2 separate regions of the Homo sapiens genome follow, and region 2 is linked to region 1. Evidence: read pairs that join two places in POLR2A ChIA-PET (ENCODE). Cell type or tissue: Panc1. All regions are shown on one strand. Each heading gives the region's core, and the rest is flanking DNA. Links, peaks and the distances in the headings are about the cores only.

Region 1 (9,139 bases), core at 844-8,843:
AAAGCCTTACAAACAACCTGTGCAGGGGATAAGTAACTTACACCCTGATCTCTGCTTGTAACAAACTTGGATGGGATTTATGCTGCCCCTAGGCTGCCCTGAGGACTGAGCCACAGCTGCCCTCCACAGGACTTCGCTGATTCTACATCCTTGCCTGGCCTTGTCCCTTCCCAGCCTCACTTCCCTACTCCCCTGCTGACTTTCACTGGGAGCACTTCTTAAAAATTCACCTGCTCGGCCGGGCATGGTTGCTCACGCCTGTAATCCTAGCACTTTGGGAGTCCGAGGCGGGTGGATCACGAGGTCAGGAGTTCCAGACCAGCCTGGCCAACGTGGTGAAACCCCGTCTCTACTAAAAATACAAAAAATTAGCTGGGCGTAGTGGCGGGCACCTGTAGTCCCAGCTACTTGGGAGGCTGAGGCAGGAGAATCTCGAACCCAGGAAGTGGATGTTGCAGTGAGCCAAGATCATGCCACTGCACTCCAGCCTGGGCAGCAGAGCGAGACTTCGTCTCAAAAAAAACAAAAACAAACAAACAAACAAAAAAATATATGTATACTCACCTGCTCACAAATCCTCAGCTCAGGATCCATGTGTGAGAAACCCAACATAAGACCAAAATCAGATTTTATCTTTTCTACATGGATAGCTCATTTCCCCTGCTAATTTCCCTGACATCCTTATAAAACAGTCCAAACTTCTCCACTGATTGGGGATGGCATGTTTATTCTGTGCTGGCAGTAGTAGCTTCTGGTAGAGCATCTTTGCCCCAGGCACTGCAGAGAAGGGGTGGCAACCACCCTAGGGTCCTGCAGAGTCACTGTCCAGGCTGCTGAGGACAGTTGGCCGCAGCCCCCATCGGAGTCCTCCTACGAGGGACTTCAAATGTCAAGAATGTCCCACCGCAGTCCATATGATGTGTTTTAATGCAGATAGGACCAGAGCCTGAAGGACTTGTTTCTTTCAAAAACAACATACATTAACATGTTGAGGCAATAGTCGTAACCTCACTGTCCTAATACAAAAACTATATTCCCCTTCGTATGTCTTCCATTCTTTGCCAACCATGTGGTTCCCATCACATCATACTTACATTTTTGCAGTCTGTTTCTAAAATTGTATACTTGGCTGGGTGCGGTGGCTCACACCTATAATCCCAGCACTTTAGGAGGCCGAGGTGGATGGATCACCTGAGGTCAGGAGTTTGAGACCAGCCAGACCAACATGGTGAAATATAAAAATACTGAAATATAAAAATTAGCTGAGTGTGGTGGTGAGCGCCTGTAATCTCAGCTATTTGGGAGGCTGAGGCAGGAGAATCGCTTGAACCCAGGAGGCACATGCTGCAATGAGCTGAGATCGTGCCACTGCACTCCAGCCTGGGCAACAAGAGTGAAACTCTGTCTCAAAAAAAAAAAAAAAAATGTATACCATAAAATACTTCGAGGTTTATATATACTCTTTAAAATGATCATTTTTAACAGGCTGCATATTCATAAACTAGAATTTTTTTAGACATTATCTTGTGGTTGGATATTTTAGTCACATATAAGATTTTGCTTTATTAAGAGAACATGGCAGTGAACAAACTTCAATATTTTCCTACACCAGAATGCTGTGGTTTGAATGTTTGTCCCCTCCGAAACTCACGTTGAACTTGGACCTCACCAGATGTGGCCCCTCAACCTCTGACTTCCCAGCCTCCATAACTATAAGAAATACATTCGGCCGGGGGCCGTGGCTCACACCTGTAATCTCAGTACTTTGGGAGGCCGAGGCGGGTGGATCACAAAGTTAGGAGATCAAGACCATCCTGGCTAACACGGTGAAACCCCGTCTCTACTAAAATTACAAAAAATTAGCCGGGCATGGTAGTGGGCGCCTGTAGTCCCAGCTACTTGGGAGGCTGAGGTAGGAGAATGGCATGAACCCAGGAGGCAGAGCTTGCAGTGAGCCGAGATCACGCCACTGCACTCCAGCCTGGGTGACAGAGCGAGATTCCATCTCAAAAAAAAAAAAAAGAAAAGAAAAGAAATACGTTCCTTTTCTTTACAAATTACCCAGTCTCAGGTCTTCAGTTATATTAGGTTGGTGCAAAAGTAATTGCAGTTTTTGTCATACTTTTTTTTCTTTTTTTCTTTTTTGAGAGGGAGTCTCGTTCTGTCTTGCCCAAGCTGGAGTGCAATGGCATGATCTCAGCTCACTACAACGTCCACCTCCGGGGTTCGAGCGATTCACCTGCCTCAGCCTTCTGAGTAGCTGGGACTACAGGCATCCACCACCACGCCCAGCTCATTTTTGTATTTTTCATAGAGACAGGGTTTCACCATGTTGGCCAGAGGGTCTCAAACTCCTGGCCTCAAGTGATCCACCCGCCTCGGCCTCTGAAAGTGCTGGGATTAAAGGCATTAGCCACCGCGCCCAGCCTGTTTTTGCCATACTTTTTTTTTTAATGGCATAAAAAGCACCAACCTAATAGCAACAGAAAATGCACTAAGACACCAATGACGTGTTGTGTTTGTGATGACCCAAGAAAGTCTCCTGGAAGTTTATAGCTCCAGAGCTATAAAATATACAAAAATAGGCATTTTTTTAAGCCCTATACTCAGGTATGCAAAATGGTTCTTTCTTTAGTTTTTTGGAGCTAGACTTAGTTTCTATCTTTAGCTCCCATTCCTCTTAGTCACAGAAAATAAAATCTTGCCAATTCAAAAGTTTCTCAGTTGACTCATGATAAAATTAGACAATGTATGTGTTTCTGCTCCCCACTTTCTCCCTAGAGTTGCAGCTCTTCTCCCTGGGGCATTTTTGGCATTAGGGCATGGGGGTTGCATCTGGTTCCCCCTGGGCTGGCATCCGTAAAGACGTCTGCATGCCCATGTGTGTATTTCTGTAGGATGCTCCCATACAGAGCTAACGGTGTATCTCCTGAACATGGTGCTTGGTGCTTCAGATACCCATCCAGGTAACCCTCAAAACAACCTTATCGGGGTGGGGACAGTATTAGTCCCATTTCACAGATGAGGAGAATGAGGCACAGAGAGGTTATGTAATTTGCCCGAGTCACAGACCTATAAGTGGTGGGTTCTGGATTCAAGCTCTTGCATTCTGGCTCCAGAATCTGCCACCTCCTGTGGCCCCACCCATCAGGCCACCAGTCCTGAGGTCCCTACCACATTCCTCGTTCCAGGCCATAGGAGCCTCAGGTATGGCTTATTTTGGCATCCAGACTGAGCCTGGCTCAGTCACAAGAGGAAAAGCCTTTGGCTGCTCCCAGTGCCCCGGGGCAGGGGCAGCACTGGAAGGCGACCAGGCAGCTCCAAGCAGAACCCTCTGCCCTCAATCATTAGCTTATCTGAAGTTTCCTGCAACCCCTACCCAGCCCTGGGGCCCAGCCTGAGGAGGGCAGAGTCAGGCCCACCCCATGCCCCCTCCTGTTCCCCCTTCTTGGGTCTCCCCTCTCCACCAGCTCAGGACCCCTCTCCAGTGTGCCAGGAGGGTGGGGGAAGCACTTCTGCCTAATCACATGTGATTCTAAACCCTCCCGCCCTGTCTTACACCTTGCTCATAGCTTCTCAGACTTTACAGCAGTGACTCCTAGCCCTGACGCATGTCAGTATCACTTGGGGAGATTAGAACAAAACAAAACAAAACATACTGGCATCCAGGCCCCAGCTCCAGAGATTCTGATTCAATTGGTTTGTGCTAGGCCAAGGATGGGTATTCTTTATTTTTTATTTTTTATATTTATTTATTTATTTATTTATTTATTTAGAGACAGAGTCTCGCTCTGTTGCCCAGGCTGGAGTGCAGCGGTGCATCTCCGCTCACTGCAAGCTCCGCCTCCCGGGTTCACACCGTGCTCCTGCCTCAGCCTCCCGAGTAGCTGGGACTACAGGCGCCCGCCACCACGCCTGGCTAATTTTTTGTGTTTTTTTTAGTAGAGACAGGGTTTCACCGTGTTAGCCAGGATGGTCTTGATCTCCTGACCTTGTGATCCGTCCGCCTCGGCCTCCCAAAGTGCTGGGTTTACAGGCATGAGCCACCACGTCTGGCCAGGGATGGATATTTTTTTAAATCTCCCAGGAGAGGCTGGGCGCGGTGGCTCACGCCTGTAATCCCAGCACTTTGAGAGGCTGAGGAGGGTGGATCATGAGGTCAGGAGTTCAAGACCAGCCTGACCAAGATGGTGAAACCCTGAGTCTACTAAAAATACAAAAATTAGCCAGGTGTGGTGGCGGGCGCCTGTAATCCCAGCTACTCAGGAGACTGAGGTAGGAGAATTGCTTGAACCTGGGGGGTGGAGTTTGCAGTGAGCCGAGATCACGCCACTGCACTCCAGCCTGGGTGACAGAGTGAGACTCTGTCTCAAAAAAAAAAAAAAAAAAAAAAAGTCTCCCAGAAGATTCTAACATGGGTCCAGAGCCAAAAAAATTCACAGTTTTAAAACCAAGAATTTCATCCCCTGTTCTCGGGTTCTGCTATAACAACTTCCTCTTGGAGCCACGGAAGCCTTCTCTCCAGAAGGTGAACCAGGCAGTCGGGGGGAGGGATGTGAAGCAAGGTTCACGCAGCAGACAATTGTCTTTCTTTTTGTTCTTGCGGCTGAACCCCCTTCCTATATTTACAGAATTTCCCGCCTATGGGTCTTCATGTGAGAAAAGCCCTCTTCTGCTTCTAGAAGCTAAAAATGCCAGATACTCACTTCCCCAGCCTCGCTTGAGGCCAGTGCATTACATGTAGCCTTGATCTTGAATTGGAAATTCATAATGAAATGAGCAAAGAGCTCTCTGGCAGTGGCAACAGCTAACTATGGGATCAAATCTCTACCCTAATGGTGGCATCCTGGTGTAGCCAGCGGCCTGTGGCCAGAACCAGGGGTTGAGTGTCCTGGAGGACTGTTGCTGTTTTGCAGTTGGGATATGGCTCCGGCTGTGTACTGTCTGGGCCTGGCGCACCAGCCCTTCTGGAGATTCTGTGAGTCATCCCATTGCCTACAAAGAAGTCTTGTTCTGCTCCCATCAGCCAGATTTGGATTCTGTTTGCTTCAAAGCACCTGCTGGGTGCAAGAGTCAGAGGAAGGTTAAGAAAAAAAATGTGGCTGACACTTCACAGTGCCATCCAGCCACAGGGCATGACCGAGGAGCAGCACCTGGCTCTTTCTGCAGTCTCTGAGGTTTATTCAATAAACCGGAGCCACAGGCACCATAAGAATGGGCAGCAAGTCCGGGCACAGTGGCTCACGCCTGTAATCCCAGCACTTTGGGAGGCCGAGGCAGGCAGATCACGAGGTCAGGAGTTCGAGACCAGCCTGGACAATATAGTGAAACCCTGTCTCTACTAAAAATACAAGAATTAGCTGGGCATGGTGGTGGCGCACGCCTGTAGTCCCAGCTACCTAGGAGGCTGAGGCAGAAGACTCACTTGAGCCTGGGAGGCAGAGGTTGCAGCGAGCCAAGATGGCACCACTGCACTCCAGCCTGTAGGACAGAGTGAAATTCCATCTCAAAAAAAAAAAAAAAAAAAAAGAATGGGCAGCAGAATGCCTGCACTAGAATCTCCTGAGATGCTTGATAAATGTCAGATTCTTGGGCCTTACCCCAGAGACTGCTTTGTAGTCCGAGGGTTTGGAGCCTGTATTCCTGCATTGTTAATGAGCTCTTCAGGCAAGTTTGGGAATCACTGGACTAAATGGTGAATTTAACCCCCACTGCATGGGCCTAAAGGACTTGTTACAGGTGCAGAGCTCGCGTGTTTGGAAACAGACTGAAGATCACCAAGCACAAAACTTTCACTTTCAAATGAGAAAATGTGGGGAACAGAAGATTCTAGAAGACACAGAGCACTGACTCTGGGAGTGTGGGTCTTGTGGTTGTCCAGGCTCCACCAGGAATAGAAGATGGAGGAGCTGAGCTGGCAGGCAGACAGTGAGGCAACAGCAGGAAGCCACTGTCACCCTAGGTGAGAGGTGACATCAGCTGAGCCCAGGGCTGGGGTCATGTGGTAGATACTGGGGCCATGGCAGGCCTGCCCAGCTGCAGTTGGAGGCAGAGCCGAGGGAGAAGTAGCCGGGCTTCCACCTTCTTACTCCTTCTGTCTCCTCCCAGAGCTTCCCACTGGCCAAGAGCCTCCAGAAGCCAGGGAATGCTGAGCCTGGGTACCCCGCCTGCAGGCCTCAGGCCCACTCTGTGACCCGGAAGAGAGGGAAGAGCCGCAAAGGGATCTGAGGGACAGGAGGCCCAAGACCTGGGCATCCAGAGAGCTGATTCTTCTGAGGTTTCAGAGGGAGAATGAAGCTCAGCTGGGCGGAGAGCCTTGCTCAGATGAGGAAGCAACAGAAACAAACTAGAACCCAGCTCTCCTGAGTCCCCATCCTACACTGCTGGCATGAATCACAGCCCAGCAGACAGATCCCAGCTGCTTCTGGTTTGGGCTCGTGTAGCTATTTCTCCCCTGGCCCTCGGGTCAGCTGCACTTACGGCATTTTAAGATTCAAATGGGGCAGGGCAAGGTGGGGAAGTCGGGGATGATAGAACACAGAAGACAGGTAGCCCTCGCCCACTATCTAGTGAAGAGACTCCTCTCCATGCTAAAGACACTGCATAGCACAGAAAAACAAAAGACAAGTGCCTTTTGCCCTGAGAATTCCACAATGTGTGACACCCGAAGCTTCGGAAAACAGGGCTAGGACATGGGTTGTCACACACACCCTTCTCGGTTTGCATGTGGAGGAAGGTCAACGGCACAGCTATAAGGAAAACTGCATTCCTTGTGAAAGCAAGGGTTGGATGTCTGGAGCAACATCTTCAACCAGTGTTTTCATTTACAGATAAAGAACCTGAGACTTGGAGAGGTGATGTGATTTGCCCGAAGCCACACGATGAGTTAGTGGTCAATCCATTCATCTTAATGTCAGCTAGAGCATCCCTCTGCCTGGTGACTGACTTCCCAGGGGCCACGAATCAAGGACGTGGGACAGTTAGTCAGGAAAAGGACCCGAGCCTCTGCCGTGCTTCCTCCATGGCCTATTTAACCTTTGTGACCTTGTATAGCCTGCCTGGGCACAGCTGGCTGTTGATAACTAAGGAGCCAATCAACATCCAGAGCTGGGTGCCCAGGGCGAGGCAGCAGGTCCAGTTCTCACCGTGGCTCTGCTGCAAAGCCTAGGGCAGCAGCTGAGGGGCAGGCAGGGAGGAGCGCAAGAGGCAAAAAAGCAGGTGAGGAGGTGTTACCTGAAAGGGGTCCCCATCCAGACCCCAAGAGAGCGTTCTTGGATGTTGTGCAAGAAAGAATTCAAGGCAAATCCATAAAGTGAAAAGTCTCTGGCCAGACTTTGGGAAAGTCACTAAACACCAGTGCCCTGAGGACACAGTCACCTTTCAGTCTGCTTCCAGCTCTAGGGTTTAATGAAAGCTGTCAGCCACTTGCGGTTCTGCCTCCCTTTTATCAACAGTGTCTGTTTGCAGAGCAGGAGCCATTCATCCCAGCGCTGTGCTTTCAGCTCTGTCCACTGACCCTCTGTCAATATTCAGCGCAACAGCAGGTCAGTGCCTTCCAGCCTGTGTCACTCAGCACATCATTAGCCGCAAAGTCACTGGAAGGACCGCATTCTCTGGATTGTGCTGTCAACTTTGACTTCCAAAATACCAGCACATGCAACACTTTACATAGTTCCCCATGAGTTGACCAACATTTGAAAAATCTAAAGAGATCACTCTGATGACTCTTATGACACTGAAGGAAATATGCTTTTCATATTTAATCTAGGCTATTTATTTTCCCATGAGATAGCCAGAGAGGTGGAAATTCTGAGCATTCTCTTTACCTTAAGACATTTTTCTTGAGCTGATTTTTGTCTAGGAATGTCAAGATACTCGACACCCCAAGACCATGATCTAAGCATCTGGATAGAAATCAGGAGTTTGGCCAGCCCAGACCACCAGAAATTCCTGCTCAACAAACAAGTTATTTGCATCTAGGCCATAAGTTAGTTGTTGAAGTACTTTCTTTAATCTTCTCCTTAAGTGATGGTGAAACCCACTTGTGGTGGGCATTAAATGCTTAAAAGCAGAAGTTCAAAGAATGCATTTCGCTGTTCTCCATAGGGTTTGGCGCTGCCTCTTCAGAATAGAAAAAACAGGACACACCATGGAAATGGGTGTGTTTTGTTTCCAGAGGGAAGTTCTCTTGCTGATGCTGTCAGGAGCCAGTCCCTTTCTGCCAACTCAGCAAGGTCTCCTGGGGTTAGAGAAACAGTCCCCCCTGCAGTCAGTGAGAAGAATGAGTGGCTGAGGAGCCCTGGAAGGACAGTCTTGATGCTGCAGGCCAGGTGCCTAAGGCAGCAGCTGGGGAGGAGGCGGGAGGAGCGCAAGGGGCAGAAGAGCATTTGAGGAGATGTTACTGGAAAGGGGTCCCCATCCAGACCCCAAGGGAGAGTTCTTGGATTCTCGTGCAAGAAAGAATTCTAGGCAAATCCATAAAGTCAAAGCAAGTTTATTAAGAAAGTAAAGGAACAAAAGAATGGCTACTCCATAGGCAGAGCAGCCCCTGAGGGCTGATGGTTGCCTATTTTTTATGATTATTTCTTGATTATATGCTAAACAAGGGGTGGATTATTCATGAGTTTTCCAGGAAAAGGATGGGCAATTCCCGGAACTGAGGGTTCCTCCCCCTTTTAGACCATATAGGGTAACTTCCTCATATTGCCACGGCTTTTGTAAACTGTGGTGGTGTTGGTGGGAGTGTCTCTTAGCATGCTAATCATTATAATTAGCGTATAATGACCAGTGAGAACAACCAGAGGTCACTTTCATCACAATCTCGGTTTGGGTGGGTTTTAGTGGGTTTTGACCGGCTTCTTTACCACAACCTGTTTTATCAACAAGGTCCTTGTGACCTGTACCTTGTGCTGACCTCCTGTCTCATCCTGTGACTTAGAATGCTTAACCTCCTGGGAATGCAGCCCAGTAGGTCTCAGCCTTATTTTACCCAGCCCTTATACAAGATGGAGTCGCTCTAGTTCAAACGCCTCTGACAGAAGGAACCGCCGAGGAAAAGTGCAGTACAGAGGAGCTATGGAGCACCCAAGGATGAGCCCCAAGGGCAGCAGATCTGAGTCAGAGGGCTGGGCATGAGTTC
Region 2 (9,139 bases), core at 854-8,853, 87 kb before region 1:
GTTCACAGCAAATGTGGCAAAAACAGGGGTGGTGTGTTTTTTCCCCAAAGACTTTACTGTTTCTCAGAAAGCTATTTATGAAAAAGGCTTAAAACCTAATAGGAATGGGATGGGGTTATAGAAACACTTCCTTTGCACCTATACATATCCCTAGGACTAAAGCTAAGCTGTGAGAAAAACAAATAATAATACACATGGAATGAATGTTAAGAATCCCCACGTTCCATGATTTCTACTCTTTATTTTTTTCATTTTTTTTTTAGTCGGAGTTTTGCTCATTGCGCAGGCTGGAGTGTGATGGTGCGATCTTGGCTCACCACAGCCTCCACCTCCTGGGTTCAAGCAATTCTCCTGCCTCAGCCTCCAGAGTAGCTGGGATGACAGGTGCCCACCACCATGCACAGCTAATTTTTGTATTTTTAGTAGAGACGGGGTTTCATCATATTGGCCAGGCTGGCCTCAAACTCCTGACCTCAGGTGATCTGCTTGCCTCGGCCTCCCAAAGTGCTGGGATTACAGGTGTGAGCCACCACGCCCAGCCAGTTGATTTCTACTCTTAACTGAATTCGAATCACCTGGGGAATCTGAACTCTGCACCTGTTAGGGCTGCACCTCCTGAGATTCTGATTTAGTTGAACAAGGGAGGGGCACTCTGAGCTTTTAAAAGAAAACACATATTAAACCTCCCCCCAGGTGAGTTTAGTGTCCAACTAGATTCAAAATACTGATCTGTTTTAACTTCTAAGCTTTGTGGATGAGGAAACTGAGGCCCAGGGAAGAGGAGTAACTTGTGAAAGTTCACAAAGCTAGTTAGTGGCAAAGCCAAAAATAAAACTGGCATTCTACAGCACTGCAGACCTTAAGAGGTTTATTAACTTCACCTGGTAACCTCAGTCGGCACACCTGTTTACTTACGGTGTTAGGAAATAAGCAACAAAATCTAGACACTTTTAACTAGTGTTCATCTGACATTTGGAGTGACATTTGAATGGGGACTGATTTCACAGGTGGTCAGTTCTTTAATGAATATTTCCTCATGTAACAAAAAAAGGCTTCCTGGTATAGTCTTTAAAAAATGGTGGCACATGGGAACAATAGACACCATGTGTTACTAGAGAGGAAGGTGGGGGAAGCATGGGTTTAAAAACTACCTATTGGGTACAATGCATCCTGCCTGGGTGCAATATATCCAGGTAACAAGCCTGCACAGGTACCCCATGTCTAAAATAAAAGCTGAAATTGTAAAAATAATTAATTAAAAACAACAAAAACTGTGGTGACGGCTGGGCACAGTGGTTCACGCCTATAATCCCAGCCCCTTGGGAGGCCAAGGCAGGTGGATCACCTGAGGTCAGGAGTTTGAGACCAGCCTGACCAACCTGTTGAAACCCTGTCTCTACTAAAAATACAAAAATTACCTGGGCATGGTGGCAGTCTACTCCAGAGGCTGAGGCAGGAGAATCGCTTGAACCCGGGAGGCAGGGGTTGAAGTGAGCCAAGATCGTGCCATTACACTCTAGCCTGGGCGACAAGAGTAAAACTCTATCTCAAAAACAAACAAACCAACTAACAAACAAAAAACTGTGGTGACTTGAATAATGATTGCTCAGATAATGAGAATACCCTACACCAGGTGATATGTTGTCCTTGTGGATTCATATGGAAATGGACACCTGCCATGTTTGCAGGCAGAAAAACAGGCTTCGAATTCCACCCACACCTGATGGCTATTCTCTGCCTGGAACGCCTCTCTTACCCTCCCATGGTAACAGACTCACACCCCTGATTACAGGGGTTGGCACATCACGAGACTGGATCAGTCATTATACCCCATCCTTTGAAGTTGGTAATGAGGTCATCCTTCTCCCAAGAGTGAAAGCTACATTTCTACACGAGTTGTTTCACAGCTAGCCTGGTGTCCAGCAGTTGTCCATGCAGACCGGGTTCACCCCTAGCTGCCTCAAAACCTGAGCTGGCGGTCACAACTGAAAGGGTTATTTAGTAATATCCCCTCTGCCTTAAGGACTCAGTATCTGTGGGTGAAATCTTCTTACTCAGGTTTATCTACTGCCTGGCAGCCATAGCAGTTGTAGCTATTTGACATCTTGATGGCTGTCTCTGTCCTGTGCTTTTATCAAAAGAAGCTGAGCAGTGGCCTTCCCAAGGAAAAGGAGACAGGGATGTGTTTTGGGGATAGAAACTAGAGCCTCGAATACTCCAGCTCCTTTTGACTGTATGTTGAAGGGACAGAGCAAAGACATTTTGGCCCTGCTGGGGCCCAGAAAAATGACACTCTAAGTAAAGGCCTAAGAAGCAGCCTCAGACACAAAGTCTCTCCCTGACCTTCTCCTGCCCTCCTGTCCCTCGTCCCTGATTCTGTCCTGAGGCAAGCAATAGGAACCAGAATCCCTCTTCCCCAGGGTGGGTCATAAAAACCAAAACCCCTTTCCCCCAACGCCAGCCATAAAGTCCAAAACTATGACTTGAATCCCTAACCCCTTTGCCTTTCTGTGTGATACTGGCCATAAAGAAATTAAGACCCTCATCCCAGAAGGGTCCTTCCCCATACCAGAGAGGAAGGAATTCTGCACAGAGGGGCCACGGAGAATCTGAACAGACAGGCCTCGCTGGGTCTCCCCCGTCAGTCTATTAGCATTAGACCATAGCCTTCCTGTCCAATCCCCTTTCTACACGCCTGTCTGTACTTCATTGAACTAAAGCATAAAAATAGATCATTTTCCCTGTATCTTTTGGTCACTCATTCTGAAGGCTCACACGTCTTGTAAAACTATGATCAAATAAACTTGCGCTTTTCTCTTGTTAACCTGTCTTTGGTATTAGTATGTTGGGTGTGGCCCTTATAAATGGGGAGGAAAGAAATTGTCCCTTTCTGCCCCTACAGCCCCATCCCTCAGTTCAGAATGATCTGAATCCTTTAGGCTACAGGTGCTCTGCTGCCCAAAAGGGATTTGATAGTGTTCAGTACAATTTATAGGAGGCTCTAGGATAGAACTGAGCTCCTGCACTAGATTCAACAGACCAAACCAAACTGGGGTGACTCACGCTGGAGTTTCCAACTGAAACTAAGTTGTTTATCTGACCTTCCAAAAAATCAGGAGACAGAGAAAGATAATAGCCAAATCCCCAAACAGGCCAGTTTGAATCAACATGGTAAAGAAGTTCCCTCTGCTTTACAAGGAAGAGTAACTTTGCAATTACCAATCTGCTTTTTGTTTTCTGTTTCTGTTTTCTTAGGCCTTTTCTGTCTATAAAGCCAATCTCCTGTGCTTGGCTCATCGAAACACTCTATCTTATAGAATGAGGTGTTGCCCCAATTGTAGAATTGCAAATAAATGCCAGATCTTAAAAAAGATTTTTAAGACAACTGGGTGTGTTGGCTCATGCCTATAATCCCAGCACTTTGGTTAGTTAAGGCAGGCAGATCACTTGAGCCTAGGAGTTCAAGACCAGCCCGGACAACATGACAAAACCTCATCTCTAAAAAAACTAAAAAAATAAAAAATAAAAAAAGTATCCAGGTGTGCTGGCACACACACATAGTCCCAGCTACTCGGGACGCCGAGGTGGGAGGATCACTTGAGCCCAGGAGGTCAAGACTGCGGTGAGCCATGATTGCGCCATTCCACTTCAGCCTGGGCAACAGAGGGATACCCTGTCTCAATCAAAAATATCTATATATTTTAAACTGAATTTGTTCTAATTTTGTCTTTTGACAACAGGGAAATGATTTCTACTGACATACAGGAATGGACCTCCAGCCTGAGGTCTAGTTCTGCTCAGTGGTATGATATGATAAGTTGTGCAGAGAATTGACTTTTGATTAATTCAGCCACAGTAAACAGGCTGTATGTGCTGGGTGTGTTTTGTACCAATCCCTTGCATCTGGTGAGGAGGGAGGCATGTAAACAGTCCCCAAAGTCAGGTGCACGTGGGCACAGGGGGATGAGAATTTAAATCATGGCTTCCCCACGTGAATGGCAAAGACAAGCTACTTTTCCCCGGTGGAGTCCTCAGGCTGGGCAGTGATATTATTAGCTGGTTAGCCCTTGGGGTTCTGGGAATCTGTTTAGCTTCTGCCTTATATCATAACCTCTATGCAATTTTTTACCCTTTGCCATTAAATTAAGTTTATAACCTCTTATTACTGTGTCCATCAATCACATTGCTGTCCCTTTGTGATAACATGTCTGGAGGTTTAGACGACAGTGGGGAAAAGACTGAACTGTTTCAGGCTATTGGATCTCAGGTTAGGGATTTTGCAGGAGAATTTTTCCTTCATCCTGGCTGTTTAGGCCACATGCTGTAGACAATGTCTGTAGGCAGCCCATTTGAAATTCACAAGCACACAAGGAATGAGCCTCTTCACTCTCTTTTCCTTTCAGAAAGGCAGATGTTTACTGAATAAGCCAGCTGGCTCCACCAACCCTCACTCTACTAACCTTGATGGCACCACAACATGAAATTCACAGAACAAGCCAGTTCACGTGACCAGCAAGTTCAGAAGATGGCAGGACGGGTCTGACATGAAGCATAGTTACACATTCACCTCATTCCAGTGCTGCTTTCAAAAGTTCTCAGACAGGAGGCTTTCCAAGGGTTGTGAGTCCAATTTTCCACTTTGACACATTAAAAATTATCATGAGTGATACTGAAAATTATTCCACAGATAGTTTTGGGTTGTATGCCAAAGTAATTTCCTATGCATTAAACAAAATTTCTCTTACAGCATTGAAAGGCCTATATTTTTCCTGTGGAAAAAAAAAGACATAAATTATTCCTCCCAGTCCTGGCTGTATGGAACTTGTACTACCGACAGTGCGACCCCAGTTAACTCGATTCACGAAAAGAGCACCATTTCATTTTTACCAGCATATTTCAGAAAATGGTGGTAAAAATGAAATGGTGCTGTTTTCATGAAGCCTAGAGTAATTCAAAAGCTATTAGGTCCTAAACACCGAAGTTGCATTCTATAAACAGAGACATTAAAAGCCTAAATAAATGGCCATCTTGGGAGGATGTATGCCCTAATAGGCTAGGAATGTGTATAAGCTTCCCAGATAATTCAGCCACTATTATTAGGACATAAAAAAGCGTGGAGATAAAATAGCCAGTCTTCATAAAGGCTCACACCTTGAGAGAGGCATATGTTGTGCTTCAGCTGATCAGTGGGGGTTTGAGAAGCACGCGAAAGTGGGTGGTGCTTACACGTTACTGAATTGCTGGTAGAATATTGCTGGGACCCAGCCTGGGCAACATAGCAAGACCCATCTCTACCAAAAACACAAAAAATGATCTGGGCATGGTGGTGTGCACCTGTGGTCCCAGCTACTCGGAAGGATCGGGAGGCGGGAGGATCACCTGGGGTTGGGAGGTTGAGGCTGCAGTGAGCCAAGAGCACACCACTACACTCCAGCCTGGGTAACAGGGCGAGACCCTGTCTCAAAAAAAAAAAAAGAATATTGCTGTGGTTTATCTCCTCCCCATCAAGCCCACTTTTAAGAGCAAATAATTTAACTTGCTAAGAATTAAGGCAAGGTGGCCGGGCGCGGTAGCTCATGCCTGTAATCCCAGCACTTTGGGAGGCCGAGGCAGGCAGATCACGAGGTCAAGAGATCAAGACCATCCTGGCAAACATGGCAAAACCCCGTCTCTACTAAAAATACGAAAATTAGCTGGACGTGGTGGTGGGCGCCTGTATTCCCAGCTACTCAGGAGACTGAGGCAGAAGAATCACTTGAACCCAGGAGACAGAGGTTGCAGTGGGCCAAGATCGTGCCACTATACTCCAGCCTGGCGACAGAGTGAGACTCCATCTCTCCATCTCAAAAAAAAAAAAAAGAAAGAAATAAGGCAAATAATATGAATATATGAAACACATAAATGAATATAGAGTTCAGAAGGGAATTGAGGCTGGGCAAGGTGGCTCTTGGGAGCTCCCAACACTTTGGGAGGCCGAAGCAGGTGGATCACTTGAGGTCGGGACTTTGAGACCAGCCTGGGCAACATGGTGAAACCCTGTCTCTACTAAAAATACAAAAATTAGCCAGGCGTGGTGGTGTGTGCCTGTAGTTCCAGCTACTCAGGAGGCTGAGGCAGGAGAATTGCTTGAACTTGGGAGGCGGAGGTTGCAGTGAGCTGAGATCGTGCCACTGCACTCTAGCCTGGGCAACAAAGTGAGACTCTGTCTCAAAACAAACAAACAAACAAAACCAGGAGAACTTGATAAAAGGAAGTGGTGAAACTCAGGCAAATTAAAAAATGGAGGCTTGCGGAGTCAGAAACGTCAGCAAGTGAATGAGCACCAGGCCCACTTAAAGCAACTCCCATGGGAAGGGAATTCTTGGAAGAGCCAAAAAGCACTATACAAATTCAGTTAAATTTAGAAAGGACTTTTGGAAATTAAAATGAAAGGATTTTCAAATTTAGAAAATCCATCATCAAGCTACAAAGAAAATATATGTTGCGCCCTGGATCATGGTCTGGTTGACCAGGCAGATGTAAAGTCTACTCTAAATACAGAGCAGAGGCCAGGCATGGTGGCTCACGCCTATAATCCCAGCACTTTTGGGGGCTGAGGCAGGTGGATGGCTCAACCACCAGTTGAGTCTAGCTAAGTCACTTCCACTCCCTGCACCTCCTATTCTTCACCTGCAGAATGAGCTTGCTGGATTCTAACACCCAACTGCTGCTCTCACACTCTAGAATTCTTAGACTCCCAGTTGTCTTTGAGAGATTCCACACTGCCAAGAAAATTATTGCAACTATATGAAACACTGGCTTATCATGACCAGTGTCAGGGAGTCCTGATGTTCACCTGGCCCTGCTCTTCTGCAGTTACCAAGCTATAAAAAGTTAAAGACTGAATGTGTAGATATACTAGGAAGCAGACCTGTTCTGTGCTTCTCCAGAAATCAGAATTAAGGTGAATGAGTGGAGGCTAGGTGTGGTGGCACACGCCTGTAATCTTAGCACTTTGGGAGGCCGAGGCGGTAGGATCGCTTGAGCCCAGGAGTTCAAGACCAGCCTGGGCAACATGGCAAAACCCCGTCTCTACAAAAATACAAAAATTAGCCAGGTGTGGTGATCCCTGCTTGTGGTCCTAAATACTCAGGAGGCTGAGGTGGGAGGATTGCTTGAGCCTGGGAGGTGGAAGTTGCAGCGAGCAGAGATCATGCCACTGCTCTCCAGCCTGGGAGACAGAGGGAGACCCTGTCTAAAAACAATAAAAGATGAATGAATGGAAATTATCGGAAAGCAGACTTCAACTCATCATGAGAAAATTTCCTTTGAACACTACTGAAAATATCACCAATTATGTGCTGCATATTACTTTGGACCTATTACTATGCTAATCACATTTATACATATTTATTCCTCATAACCAACCAATAAATCAGATACTATCCCTATTTTAATATATCAGGAGATGGAGGCTCAGAGACGTCAATTTACTTGCCCAAAACTACGTAGCTAATAAGTGGCAAAACTAGAATTCAATAATGCTTACAAACTTTAAAAATCTTTGTTCTAGACCACTATGCTATATTGCCTCTATAAAGCCACCCCAAAATATCCAGGATTGATTGGGATTCTTAAATCTGCACATTGATGTTGTTCATTGGCAGTAGAAAATTTCAGCCAATACTCCTTTTTAAAAATGTTTTAAAAACAAGCTCTGGCAAGTTTTATTAAAGAAAAATTTTGAGGCCGGGCGCGATGGCTCAAACCTGTAATCCCAGCACTTTAGGAGGCCGAGGCGGGTGGATCAAGAGGTCAGGAGATCGAGACCATCCTGGCTAACACGACGAAACCCCGTCTCTACTAAAAATACAAAAAATTAGCTGGGCATGGTGGTGGGCGCCTGTAGTCCCAGCTACTCAGGAGGCTGAGGCAGGAGAATGGTGTGAACCCGGGAGACGGAGCTTGCAGTGAGCCGAGATCGCGCCACTGCACTCCAGCCTGGGTGACAGAGCGAGACTCTGTCTTAAAAAAAAAAAAAGAAAAGAAAAAAGAAAAATTTTGCATAGTATACTTCCCACTAGTCTATTCTGGCATGCTTCTAATATGAGAATCACCTGGATCAATGAGAGCCAGTGAGCATACTCTGTAGTATTTTCCACATGCTGTGCCCAATTCAATATTATTGTCACTGTAGTGATGGACACCAGTCCGGCCAACATTTCATAGTACTCTATTTTGGATTTCCTCAAAGCTGGGCAGTTGTTAGAGAGGATGACCAATTTCACTTTGCCTTGTCTGATCAACTTCAGAGTCTGCTTGTACCCCAGCATGTACTTTCTACTTTTCATAACTAGAGTTGATCAACTCCAGTGACTTTTTCATCTTCTTTGTGGCTACCATCTTCCTGCCTAGGTGTGGGATGGCCCCCAACCAAGAGCAGTCACCAAGACGGTGGAAAGTGAGAAAGGCACCCATACCTCTTGAGATACTCTCTTTTTCCATCCACTCTTTTCCTTCTTGACTCTGATTAAATTTAGACTTTATCATGTTAGCCTCTCTAACTTACTGTATATCTTTTTGTCTCTCTTTGCTGCATCCTAGATATCTTCTGATTTAACTTCCAGGTCATCAATTCTCTCTTCAGCTGTGTTGAATTGGCTATTGAACCCATCCACTGAGTTTTAAATGTTGGCTATTGTCTTTTTAATCTCTAGAAGTACTATTTAGTTATTTTTGAAATCTAACAGTAGTTTCATCTTTTCCGAGATATCTTTAAGCTAATCTTTACTTTTTTAAACATAATAAATGTATTAGTTTCCTATTACTCCTATAACAAGTTACTACAAACTTAGTGGTTTAAAACAACACAAATTTATTATCTTAAAGTTCTAGAGGTCAGGATTTTGAAATCAGTTTCACTGGGCTAAAATCAAGGTATTGAAAGACCTTGCTTTCTTCTGGAGGATCTAGGGGAGAATCCATTTCCTTTCCTTTTGTAGCTTCCTGAAGCCATGTACATGCCTAGGCTTGTGAGCCCTTCCCCCATTTTCAAAGTCAGAAGTGTAAGATCTTATCTCCTCTCTGACTTTTGCTTACATACTTACATTTTTTTCTCTCACATCTTCTTGCCTTTCTCTTATAGAACACCTGTGATTAC

The links. ChIA-PET counts read pairs that join two places held together with the same protein. Peaks named below come from ENCODE experiments on the same cell type or tissue, not always from the same donor. Only the 100,000 strongest peaks of a DNase experiment are listed, where the experiment ranks them.
Region 2: POLR2A ChIA-PET joins it to region 1 with 6 read pairs; 3 of 35 experiments call an interaction of 5 or more read pairs at or near these places.

The regions. Positions count from the first base shown.
Region 1 is chr2:9,160,807-9,169,945 of GRCh38, forward strand. No RefSeq gene overlaps it. Among named protein-coding and RNA genes, the nearest start is that of ASAP2, 41 kb to the right of the region's middle. In Panc1, for the core only: no CTCF peak of the experiment used is centred there; no DNase peak of the experiment used is centred there; H3K27ac peaks cover 1,419 bases.
Region 2 is chr2:9,073,346-9,082,484 of GRCh38, forward strand. It overlaps the pseudogene RPL30P3. Among named protein-coding and RNA genes, the nearest start is that of MBOAT2, 74 kb to the left of the region's middle. In Panc1, for the core only: no CTCF peak of the experiment used is centred there; no DNase peak of the experiment used is centred there.